Regions from separate parts of the Homo sapiens genome. Here region 1 is linked to region 2. Evidence: chromatin contacts called from ENCODE Hi-C or POLR2A ChIA-PET data. All regions are on one chromosome and are shown on one strand. The core of a region is the stretch at or near the end of the contact, and the rest is flanking DNA. Distances in the headings are between cores, read along the strand shown. Region 1 overlaps JMJD1C (jumonji domain containing 1C). Region 2 overlaps JMJD1C (jumonji domain containing 1C).

Region 1 (6,664 bases), core at 1-2,500, 210 kb after region 2:
AGAAAGAAAAGCTTTTATGGAACCATTACGGTCTGTTGCATCCACATCAGCCAAAAATGACCTGGATCTAAATAGGTCACAGACTGGAAAAGATTGTCACTTACATAGGCATTTTGTGGATCCAGTATTAAATCAGTTACAGAGGCCACCCCAGGAGACTGGAGAGAGGTTAAACAAATACAAAGAGGAACACCGTCGAATTCTTCAAGAAAGTATTGATGTTGCTCCCTTTACAACTAAAATCAAGGGACTTGAGGGTGAGAGAGAGAATTATTCCAGAGTGGCATCATCATCTTCCAGTCCTAAAAGCCATATCATCAAACAAGATATGGATGTAGAACGCTCAGTATCAGATCTTTATAAAATGAAGCACTCAGTGCCTCAGAGTTTACCCCAAAGTAACTATTTCACTACATTGTCTAATAGTGTGGTCAATGAACCACCAAGATCATACCCATCCAAAGAAGTTTCAAATATTTACGGTGATAAACAGAGTAATGCCCTTGCAGCGGCAGCAGCTAATCCTCAAACTCTGACTTCATTTATAACATCTCTTTCAAAGCCTCCACCTTTGATTAAACACCAACCAGAAAGTGAAGGTTTAGTAGGCAAGATACCAGAACATCTTCCACATCAGATTGCATCTCACTCAGTAACAACCTTCAGAAATGATTGTAGGAGTCCTACCCATTTGACAGTTTCTTCTACAAATACACTCCGCAGTATGCCTGCATTACATAGAGCACCAGTATTTCACCCACCAATCCATCACAGCCTGGAAAGAAAGGAAGGCAGCTATAGTAGTCTTTCCCCTCCAACTTTAACTCCGGTGATGCCAGTAAATGCTGGTGGTAAAGTTCAAGAATCACAGAAGCCTCCAACTCTAATACCCGAACCAAAAGACTCCCAGGCAAATTTTAAGAGTTCTTCAGAACAGAGTTTGACGGAGATGTGGAGACCTAATAATAACCTCAGCAAAGAGAAAACTGAATGGCATGTGGAGAAAAGCAGCGGAAAGTTACAGGCTGCTATGGCATCTGTCATTGTGCGTCCATCTTCTAGTACAAAAACTGATAGTATGCCAGCAATGCAGTTAGCTTCTAAAGATCGTGTTAGTGAAAGATCTTCAGCTGGGGCACATAAAACAGATTGCCTCAAACTAGCAGAAGCCGGAGAAACTGGAAGAATCATTTTGCCAAATGTGAATTCAGACAGTGTTCACACAAAATCTGAAAAAAACTTTCAGGCTGTCTCACAGGGCAGTGTTCCCAGTTCAGTCATGTCTGCTGTAAATACGATGTGTAATACCAAAACGGATGTAATCACATCTGCTGCCGATACTACCAGTGTTTCCAGCTGGGGTGGTTCAGAAGTAATTTCCTCTTTATCAAATACCATTTTGGCCTCTACATCATCAGAATGTGTATCTTCAAAAAGTGTCAGTCAGCCAGTGGCTCAAAAACAAGAATGCAAGGTCAGCACCACAGCACCAGTTACATTAGCCAGTAGTAAGACAGGAAGTGTTGTTCAACCCAGTTCTGGGTTCTCAGGCACAACTGATTTTATCCATTTAAAAAAGCACAAGGCAGCATTGGCTGCAGCTCAGTATAAAAGTAGTAATGCCAGTGAGACTGAACCTAATGCTATAAAAAATCAGACACTTTCAGCCTCCCTTCCTCTGGATAGCACTGTAATCTGTAGTACAATTAACAAAGCAAACTCTGTAGGAAATGGGCAAGCTTCCCAGACAAGTCAACCAAACTACCATACTAAACTGAAAAAGGCCTGGCTCACCAGACACTCAGAAGAAGATAAAAATACTAATAAAATGGAAAATTCAGGGAATTCTGTATCAGAAATTATTAAGCCATGTTCTGTCAACTTAATAGCCTCTACATCTAGTGATATACAAAATAGTGTAGATAGTAAGATCATAGTTGATAAATATGTAAAAGATGATAAAGTCAACAGGAGAAAAGCCAAAAGAACTTATGAATCTGGCTCTGAAAGTGGAGACTCAGATGAAAGTGAAAGCAAGTCAGAGCAAAGGACTAAAAGACAACCTAAGCCAACTTACAAAAAGAAGCAAAATGATTTGCAAAAGAGAAAAGGTGAAATAGAAGAAGATTTGAAACCCAATGGAGTTCTCAGCAGGAGTGCCAAAGAAAGAAGTAAACTGAAGTTGCAAAGCAACAGTAATAGTAAGTCAGTTACTTTGTTTTATCTCAGGTAAAATGGGCTGAATGTTTTAGCTATACTAGTGTGCTGCTTTAAAGATCAGTGAGCTTAAAGGCATCCTTTGTCTTCATTTGCGTGCCTTAGCTTTATGTATATGCTCATTGATCTCATTTCTACATTTCACAAGTAAGTACCCTTTAAGAGGAAATGAGAGAACACTTATTCCTCTATTTTTAAAAGACTTGTAGAAATATATATCTTACCTGACAGTCATTGTAGGTAATTTGCGTAATTTAACGTGGAATTTAGTAGTTACTCGTAATTTTGGCCATTTCTAAGAATTGTCAAAATGCAGTTATGGCTGTCACACCAAAAGTGGATTTGTAATATCAGCTAAGATATTTACCTCTAACAAGATGTAGTCAGGAAAGAAATTCTGCTCACATACACATATTTTGAGGCAAATTTCTAGAAGATAGTTACAGTTGTCCCTGGGTATACCTGTGGGGGATTGGTTCCAGGACGCCCCCACGGATACCAAAATTCACAGATGTGCACATCCCTTATATAAAATAGCATAGTACAGTCATGTGCTGCATAACAACTTTTCAGTCAGTGACAGAATGCACAGCTGGGCACAGTGGCTCACTCCTGTAATCCCAGCACTTTGGGAAGCTGAGGCAGGAGGATCACTTGAGCTGGCGTGGTTGAAGCTGCAGTGAGCCATGATTGCACCACCGCACTCCAGCCTGGGCAACAGAGCAAGACCATGTCTCAAAAAATAAACAAAAAATGATGGAATGTATATATGACAGTGGTCTCATATAAGATCGTAAGACTGTGTTTTTACTATACCTCTTTCTTTGTTCAGATACGTAAATACTTTGTGTTACAATTATCTACAGTATAAAGTACAGTAAATACTGTACGGGTTTGTAAGCTAGGTTTGTGTAAGTACATGCTATGAAGTTCCTACAGTGAGGAAATTGCCTAATAGTGTATGACTATATTTGCATGTAACCTACACACATCCTCCCATATACTTTAAATCATTTCTAGATTCCTTATAATGCCCAACACAACGCTTACACATCACTTCATTTATGCAGGATTGAACATAGTACTCTGCACATGGCAAATTAAAGTTTTGTTTTTTTGGAACTTTGTAGAATATTTTTTCCCCCAAGTATTTTTGATCCATGGTAGGTTGAACCCATGGGTTTGGAACCCACGGTTATGGAGGGCCAATTTTACTTCAGAGTAATATGAATGTGGACTGTATTTCACTCTTATATCATCTGGTGACAAAATTGGAAGCTTATGGAAATTACTATCTATTTAATGCTGCTCATTCAAACAGTCCTTAACAATAGGTAAAAATTAACATAAGGGGAGGCTTGTGGTTTTGTGTATTCATTTCGATGTTAAAGAATTGCCATATTAATAGCTTCACAACTGATTATATATCCTTTGTGGCAACAGCTGGACAAAATAAGAGATACTTAACAGTAATATTCACTATAAAGTGTTTCTATATCATTTTACTCTAGTAGTAGTTTTTCTCAGTTTGCTTATTTCTTTTTAGGTATGTTGCACAATGCAGAAAGCACTTAGTTTCACTATGTCCGTGTGTTCATCCACATACAATATATGAAATATCTGTGACAATGTGGACACTCAAAGTACTTTCACAAGCACTTGGATGCTTGAAGGCTCCCATTTGTGCCTTTTAACTGAATGAGGTTTTCCCACATGCCTGTGTGGAAACCAGAGGCAAAGTGAAGGAGAGGAAAACAGGAGGATGGAATCATAGAAAAGGACAGTCAGAAAGTGAAAGAACAAAGGACAAACTCAACTAGAGCCAGAGACTGACAGACTGAAATGCAAGCATAGTCAGAAGACAGAGAGGGGGATTAACATCGAAGGATACCTGCCATTTACTTGAATATTGGATTATATACAGTGTTGCTTTTTCTTATGTGTTCCCCTTACTCTCCCTCACTACCCCCATGAATTCATAATAGGCTTAGTGTGAGCAATTTAATTGTTTCTCTTCTGTCTTATATGACATTTCCTTTGGTGTTGGGTGTTCAGATACTTGAGTAAAACTTAAAAAACAAAAACAAAAGATAGGTACCTTCCAGGTTTTAATGCCTAGAAAACTCTTGTGAAGTTAAATTTATGAAATTAAGTGTTAGTGAAATACGTATTCTCTTTTCATCTTGAGACGAATATACATATTCACATGTAAGAGTTCTAAGAAAAGGGCCAGAATGAGTGCCTTTTTTTCCCCCAGGTTGTAATGTTTAGTCAAATCTCCCCTGCTTGGTAACTAGCATGTAGCTTTAGAGAGGCTGTTTTATGACCCATTTGTTCACCAAGTCCAAAGTAATATTAAGTCAATATTAGATGTCATCTATTAATTGTGGACAGAGTTGACTTGCTTTTGTTCTAGGCTACCTAGAAAAGTTTTTTTTTTCTTAAATATTTTTTAGAGACAGTCTCCCTACATTGCCCAGACTGGAGTGCAGTGGATATTCACAGGTGTAACCATAGTGCACAGCAGCCTCCAACTCCTGGGCTCAGGCAATCCTCCTGCCTCAGTCTCCTGAGCACAGAAAAGTTCTTTAAGTTGGGAGTTTTCATAAGTCAGGGAACTTCTAAATATTAATGGATTATCTACTTCATGGATTAAATAATGTCTATTTTCTTTCTATTGTTTAGTAGAATTGTCATCAGTCATGGTCAATCAAAAAGAATGAGTTAGGCTTACACCTAAACTATGTAATATGATTACATACACCGTTATACATGTATAATTATATATTTTATATACACATACACATAATAGTGTGTTTCTTAGTACATTAAAGCTAGATATAATAGATTTTGTCTTATCTACTCTTTTGGAATGTCTTCCTCTCTGCTACCTTTTTGTTTCTCTTAATTAAAAGTCAGCCGCTTTTTCTCCACTAATTTTTATGTTTTATTTACTTCTATCTTACATTTTATCTAATTTTTACATTTAATTTTATGATCTGAAATTGCCACTATATTCAAATATATAAATTCTACAATACAAAACCAGTGGTTTATGATCACAGTTAATTTCTCTATCTCCAAAAAAATATTTTTTAAGGGGGTGGCATATCAGAGATTAATGTTTGGCAAGTATTTGTCTCTTACTTTCTTCCTCCCCAGTTTTCTGTTAGAGCAGCTATTTGTGGATTTGCTACTAGAGAACTAAGGTTCTTACTATAAATGAAGAAGTATCCATTGAGTTAGGTATTTTTTTGTTGACTAAGTGTCTTAATCTCAAACTTCTAGGTTTTATATATTGCCAGTAAATTATATATATATGGAATTGAAGGATGAAGTTTTATTTATTGTACAAATACTATGACAGTTAAATTCATAAAAGGAGTTAGTTGCAGTCATGTGTGGCCTTGTCTAGAAGCAAAAATTATAATATCAAAAGCTCTACGTATGAATTGGGCCTTAATGTCTTTGTACTCATTTATTCTTTTATTGAAAAAAAGCTCTAAATGCCTATTTTGTGTCACATAATTGAGATTTGCTTTGAAATGTCTGATTCTTTACTATAGTACTATCTGAGTTGTTCACAGTGGTATGGTGATCCATACTCTGAACTGTTCCATTATCTGGAATTAAAGGCATATAATAAAAAGAAATAGACTGTATTTAGTTTATTCTAGTGTAATAAATTGAAAAGTAAATAGATGATTAGAAGCAAGTGTTCCAAATAAAAATTTATCAGCAGTATAACAATTCTATCATTCATTCCAACTTGTAAAAGCTCTGAATATTTTACACAGTTCATAGGAAAAATCTCTTTTGCACAATGGAGGAAATAAACATTTTACATAAGTCTTCTGGAAATGGGTTTATACCATAACCGGGAGATGTGGTGTGTGGTTATACACATGGGTGTTTCTCTAGTGGATTAAGCCAAATGGCTCCTTACCCTAAGTTAGAGACAGAGAGGGGAAAGCATGTAATTGTAAAGAACGAGGCAGCAATTCAGAAGTGCTTAATAATTGGACCTGATTTCAAATGGGTCACTCTATATGGTTTATTTAAACACAGTGCTTTGTAAGTTTCTGCAAGAAGTACGTAGTCTCAGGAGAATAGCTGTACCTCTGATCCACACATTGGGCATGATTAGAAAACACAAGGGTAGGAAATACAGTTTTATTCTTTCAGCATGACAGAAATAGCAAACTATGTAAATCTAATATCTGACATATAGATACATTAATATGGGTGCAATAAGACACTTACAAGTTAGAGCCAACAACTAATTGCTGATCCTAACATAGCTTGCTTTTATTTATATATATTTTTAGACAGAGTCTTACTCCGTCACCCAGGCTGGAATCCAGTGGCACGATCTCACCCCACTGCAACTTCCGCCCCCTGGGATCAAGCAGTTCTTGTGCCTCAGCCTCCCGAGTAGCTGGAATTA
Region 2 (6,112 bases), core at 2,107-4,606:
CTCTTAAATGTGGTTAAAGGGAAGATTAATTTCAAAACTGTATGCAGGATAGATGAGATATTTTGTCAGGATGCATTTTATAAGTATTCTATAGTATGGTAATTTTTAAAGTGTGGTCCCCAGACCAGGTAGCATTGGCATTACTTGGGATTTTGTTTGAAATGCAAATTATCTGATCCTGCCTCAGATCTTCTGAATGAGAAACTATAGTAGTATGGCTAAGCAGTTTGCTTTAAAAGCCCTCAATTAGGTTCTGATGCATACCTAAATTATTGAGCTACTGCTGTAACACAATAAAACAGAATATGATTTTGATTTAGGCCCCTTAAAAGCTAAAGGTTATTTATCTTTCTATGATGAGAATATTTTTGGAAAATATTTAATGCAGTCTCAATGTTGATCTTTCTTTAGAATTAAGTTTTAAGCCTCTATAAAGTCATTAGGTTTATTAGAGCAAAATTATGACCTGAAATAGTTGAGTTCGTTGAAAAATAAAAACTTGTCTATGTTACACAGGAAAATGATACCAGTCTAATTGTTGACAATAACTGGCTTATTCCAGTTGCCTTGCAGTGTTCCTTAAGGGAGTGGATTGTTTAGGACCTAACTTTCTTAATACAAGTTTCATTAGAAGTAAATTCTCTATTTTTTCATTGTTTGGAAGGAAATATTTAACATATACAATATGATGGAACTTCTGTAGAATATAGCATAATCACAGAGACAGTTGTATCCATCCATTTCCTAGTCAGTTTCACCATATTTTTAAATGAGGCACAAGATTACTGTGTTATCAAAATGTTAACATTAAGCTTTTTAACAAGTCTGTGTAGTCACTTGATTTTTCAGATTTTGCCCACTAATTTTATGAGGGCCATTGGGCAAAGTGTTTTAATCCAGAATTTAAAATTGTTCATTTGTAATTGGGCAGGCTTATAAAAAGGGGCATATTTTAAATCTTTATCATCACTTTATAGCCATAATATACATACTAAAAGTTTGGTAGCAATTTGAGTATTTAACTACATAGGGTGGTACTTTGAAGGAAAAAGCATTTTAAGTTGAGCTTTAATTTAATTTCTGCTTTTAAAAACCCAATATAGTAGTACGTCATCTATGTATGTACATTGAGCATGCTTCTTAACATATTTAACTTCCAATTCTTTGATAACCGGTTGCATTCAATTACTTGTTTAAATAATTGGGCAAGTTTCCTGAGTTGTAGGCTGTGAAATATTTTCAAGATGGTTTGGGTAAAAAATTTTTTCAAAGTAGGTGCCGTCAGTGACTTTGATCACAGAGAAATCAGTATGATCCTGTGACAAGTTTAGTTTTAACAATGTAACTTCTTGTGTAAACTCAGTCACCTAGTAATGTGAATTAGTTGCAAAGTGATTCTGTATTCTTAGTGACCCACTGTTAGATGTTTTCAGACTAGTAAATGATAAATATTTATTGTTAAAATCATCCTTAAAATTTTATTTGAACATGCAGCACTTTTTGCAGTGTGAAATTGAAAAATCAATTGTTTAGTTTTTACCAAAGGAAAATTAGAGTTTTGTATACATATTTGATGAATACAGTAAACAGGTTAAAATTTAGCAAATAGAATTTTGTAAGCATTTTTAAAATGTGTGAATTCTGTGATAAGGGGGTGGCTTTGCTACAATTTATTACAAAGCTAAGTTATATTTCATTACTTATGTAAAATAGTGTTCTTTGTTTAGCTTCTTAAAGTGGTAGGAGAATTGTATAATTCCATTGATTGGTTCCATGCAGTGGAAATCTGACCTTTAGCAGATGTTTGAGAAATTGCCAGCACAGCATGATCAGCCAAAAAGACAGTTTTCCCCTTGTTACTTGACAGGCCTTTCATGCTTTAGTAACATGCCAAAGAAATGTTTAAATTATTTTTTTATAATATCACATGCTCTCTAAAATATTAAGAATACATTGAAAAACATGCATAAAATGAGATAGATTTTTCCTGCAATTACGGATTGCAATTCAGCTGACTTTTAAATGTTTATTATTAAAAAAAAAAAACTAAGATAAATGCTGATTGTTTTGTGAATTATGTGTTACTTTGAGATTTAAAATGTCTTCGGCTATGTAGTTAATTGTTATTAGGGTTTGATGTGTGTTATTTTTTCCATGATCATGTTTTCCATGATCATGTATAACAATTTAAACACTGTTATAAGTTTCTCTTATTTTAGTGTTATTTAATCGCAAGTATCGTCTTTGGTTGGCTTTTTTATTTTTTAATAGAGGCTTTTTGATAGGGGTTAAATGCATCACAGAGAAGTTATCCTATCTGGAACTTCTCGCTAAGGGCAGGATACTGCATGAATCCACTTTAAAGCCTCTTCTCTGAAGGACAGTATTTCTTTAGAGAATGAAATGGGTTCAGCTGTGTAGTTGTGGGGGTTCAGCTGTGTAGTTGTGGGAGTTCAGCAAAAACACTGTAAGCTCTGTTTTCTTCAACTTCATGGATTGAGCGTACAGGAAGGGGAAGGAGTTGCCTTAATGTTTAAGAATGAAGTGATGAATTGATAGTATCAGCAGTTGCCAGACTGTATCTTTTTCTGCAGGTGCTTATTTTCTGTAGGGCATTGCAGTTGTTTTTCATTGTGTTAGGTTATGAGACGATTTTAAGGAAAATTTAAGGAACATGATCTTACATAGTTTCATTTTACAGTTTTGTAACTGTTTTGTATGTCTTAGGTTTATATACTGAATTAGTTCTTCCAGAGGATTATGATTGAAAGTTTTGGCTGTGTGTACCTATCACCTTACAAAAATAAAAAGATTTTTTTAAAGGTCATGTTCAGTATCAGTAGTTCTAAGAATATGCTAAATTAAAATTTAAAAATCAAACACCTATAATAAAGTTTTGCTGAATCCACATGAATTGAACTAATGGTTTGTAATACCAGTTATATTACAAGTGAGAACTAGTTTCATATTTTGATATATAAAAGCTTTGAAGGAAGCATAATTGATAACTGTTTATTAATATCACATAATAGTTAATCTTTCATATTGGTACTTTCTGATAAGGTTTTATTAGATGGAGAAGGGTTATATAATTTAGTAAACTGGCAGCTTTTAAATGAATAATGACACTAAAATTTAAAGATTTAATCATAATGAGGTATATCTGATACGTAGTACCTGTGATATTATATATTAATAGTAAAGTCATTTTATATAAGGAAAAATTTTATTCTTAAGTGGGGTTTTCTAAGTAACTATATGTTTACACAAAGTCATACTGTTAACATTTAGTCACTTCCAGAGTCAGTGGAGTTGTATCCTGAAGAGGATTAAATTGCAAAGTTGGCACAGCACATAAAGCAAAAATGCACTTAAATTCAGTTCACTTTTAAGGCCTTGTTGGGAATACCAACCTATTGTTTGTCAGTTCATCCAGGACAGTTTTTTTTTTTTCTCTAGTGTTGGAATAATTTTTTTTTTTTTTTGAGATAGAGTCTTGCTGTATCGCCCAGGCTGGAGTGCAGTGGCCTGATCTCAGCTCACTGCAGCCTCTGCCTCCTGGGTTCAAGTGATTCTCCTGTCTCAGCCACCCGAGTAGCTGGGTCTACAGGCACCTGCCACCACAACCGGTGAGTTTTGTTGTTGTTGTTGTTGTTATTTTTAGCAAAGAAAGATGAAGTTTCACCATGTTGGCCAGGCTGGTCTTGAATTCCTGACCTCAAGTGATTCACCCTCCTCAGCCTCCCAAAGTGTTGGGATTACAGGCATCATCTACTGTGCCCGGAGCAGAATAAATTTTTAATATATATTTTGATAGGCTGATTTTCTTGCATCTCGATTTTTCTTGTATGTCAGTAACTGGAATCACAGTTACCTTTTGAGCACGGTGCTCACATTATGAGAGTTGAGAAAATTACGGGGAACAAACTCTGGCCTTATGGTGATTCTGGTTAGACTTGAGATCTCTAAATTGATATTTTTAAATGAGAATATATAATACACAGACTAAAATATACATTTTAAGGTTAAAAAAAGAGAAACTGTTTACTAAGAATGTTTAGTAGATTCAGTTTTCTTAGTGTTTAATACTAGAAAATACACAGTATTGGCTGGGTGCGTGGCTCATGCCTGTGATCCCAGCACTTTGGGAGGCCGAGGCAGGCAGATCACGAGGTCAGGAGATCGAGACCATCCTGGTTAACACAGTAAAACCCTGTCTGTACTAAAAATACAAAAAATTAGCTGGGCGTGTTGGCGGACACCTGCAGTCCCAGCTACTCGGGAGGCTGAGGCAGGAGAATGGCATGAACCCAGGAGGTGGGGCTTGCAGTGAGCCAAGATCGCACCACTGCACTCCAGCCTGGTCGACAGTGCAAGACTCCGTGTCAAAAAAAAAAAAAAAAAAAGTATTGATAGCATACTTTTAAGAAATCCAAATGTCTTTGTAAAAGTAGGTATTTTTCATTCTTTCAGTATCAGTTACTCTTCACTATGGTTCTTTTTCACATTTAAATAGAATCAAGGAACCTTTTATCTTTGGTTTATCTGGTATTTTTCAGTGTTAGCAATTTTGAAATTCTCTAATTTTTACCACAAACATTTTTGACTCTTTCATTCAGCTTATAATCTGAATTGACAGAAAAATCCAGGGAGAAAAGTTAAAATACTTCCTAAAGTTAAAATATTTGCTTTATTTAGATTTCTAGTATTTCTTATCAAGGAAAAAAATACTTTTTCATTATCTTATCGCTTGATAACCGTTTTTTGTCTCAGCTAAACGGAAGAAAAGTTACCTGGCAGCATAAGATAGCTATGAAGAATCTTTCCCCCACCAGAAAGAAGTTTAGCAAACTATTTTACTGAATAAATCTAAGACTTCCTCCTTCCCAGTAGTTGCCCACAATTTTCCTCCAATATGAGATTATGTCTCTATTTTGTAATTCTGCTCAGAAAACCTGTCTTAAAATCTACACATATTAAACTATAATATGTCATAAATTTTAAGAATGTTATTTAACAGAGGTAAATTTATCATGAATACCATATATTTAAGGTAGCAAAACATAAAGAGAGTAATAACCTCTTTTGATACTCAACAGCAGACCAGGTAAAGTCCAAACAGTTCTGTCTCATCAAAATAATGAAGGTTGCTTGTCTTTGACCTCTTTTCCTGTTACCTCTTTAAGAGATAACACACATATACATACGCTTTTGTAGATGAGACCATTCTAAAATTTATAAATTGTGTTGTATATCTTTGTCTGCCTGATTAAAATGGCTTGTCTTAAGGTAACACTGAACTGCTTAGTCTTTCAATAGGAATTTATTTAGCAACTACTTTGTGGTATTGTTTTGATATACTCTATTTTTGTGTTTCGGCTTTTTCTTATTTATTTTAATTAAATCAATATCATCCCTCGTATACACTATTCTTCTGTGCAGTTGACACTTGAACAATGTGGGTTTGAACTTTGAGAGTCAATTTATATGCAGATACTTTTAAATAAATATATTGCAAAATATTTTAGAGATTTGCAGCAATTTGAAAAAACTCATAGATGAACCATGTAGCCTAGAAATATTTTTAAAAATTTAGAAAATGTTAGGTATGTCATAAATGCATAAAATATATGTACATCTTAGTTTTATCATTTGCTACCATAAAATATACACAAATCTATTTAAAAAGTTAAAATATCAGAACTTTACCCACACAGAGACGTGACATGGCACTATTTACAGTAGAGAGAAATATAAACAAACATAAAGATGCAGTATTAACTCATAACTACATAAAATTAACTTTAGTACATGCTGTGATAGGTTTTTAGCCACCTCCTGTTTTTACTGTGTTGAACTCAAATGTTGCGAATGTCTGCTTAAAACTCAGTGTGATGCTGACATCTCCATGTGAGTAGTTGACCTCTCCACTAAATACCATATTGCAATAAGAAATGATCTCTCGCAGTCCTTGCATAATTTTTAATGTTGTTTAGTGCAATCTCGCAAACTTCGAATGATACCATAGAACAGAAATTTAGGAATCAATAAGTACAGTACTGTAAATGTATTTTCTCTTGCTCATAATAACTTCTCTAGCTTACTTTACTGT

What was found. Hi-C counts contacts between places; a loop is a spot of excess contacts on that map. ChIA-PET counts read pairs that join two places held with the same protein, here RNA polymerase II (POLR2A). Pooled maps may share reads with other maps.
Region 1: a loop to region 2 is called in a map of chondrocyte, with 2.7 times the contacts of the local background. The contact joins two enhancer-like sites. A Hi-C loop is called at or near these places in 3 of 168 maps with a recorded cell type or tissue (CD4-positive, alpha-beta memory T cell, chondrocyte and naive thymus-derived CD4-positive, alpha-beta T cell), 1 of 37 single-sample maps with no recorded cell type and 6 of 50 pooled maps. POLR2A ChIA-PET finds 5 or more read pairs at or near these places in 5 of 52 experiments (Caco-2, RWPE1, T-cell and 2 more).

Annotation. Positions count from the first base shown.
Region 1 is chr10:63,202,132-63,208,795 of GRCh38, reverse strand. It overlaps JMJD1C (jumonji domain containing 1C), which reads left to right. Exons shown (of 26, transcript NM_032776.3): 10 at 1-2,201. Among named protein-coding and RNA genes, the nearest start is that of NRBF2, 72 kb to the right of the region's middle. RefSeq lists a silencer at 2,221-2,421. Within about 2 kb of position 1,250, at least 18 of the 41 ENCODE cell types and tissues checked have a DNase peak (open chromatin) inside an H3K27ac peak, as active enhancers do; they include endothelial cell of umbilical vein, where a contact is called at or near this core.
Region 2 is chr10:63,412,280-63,418,391 of GRCh38, reverse strand. All of the region lies in intron 1 of JMJD1C (jumonji domain containing 1C), which reads left to right. Among named protein-coding and RNA genes, the nearest start is that of JMJD1C-AS2, 15 kb to the left of the region's middle. Within about 2 kb of position 3,356, at least 2 of the 41 ENCODE cell types and tissues checked have a DNase peak (open chromatin) inside an H3K27ac peak, as active enhancers do; they include endothelial cell of umbilical vein, where a contact is called at or near this core.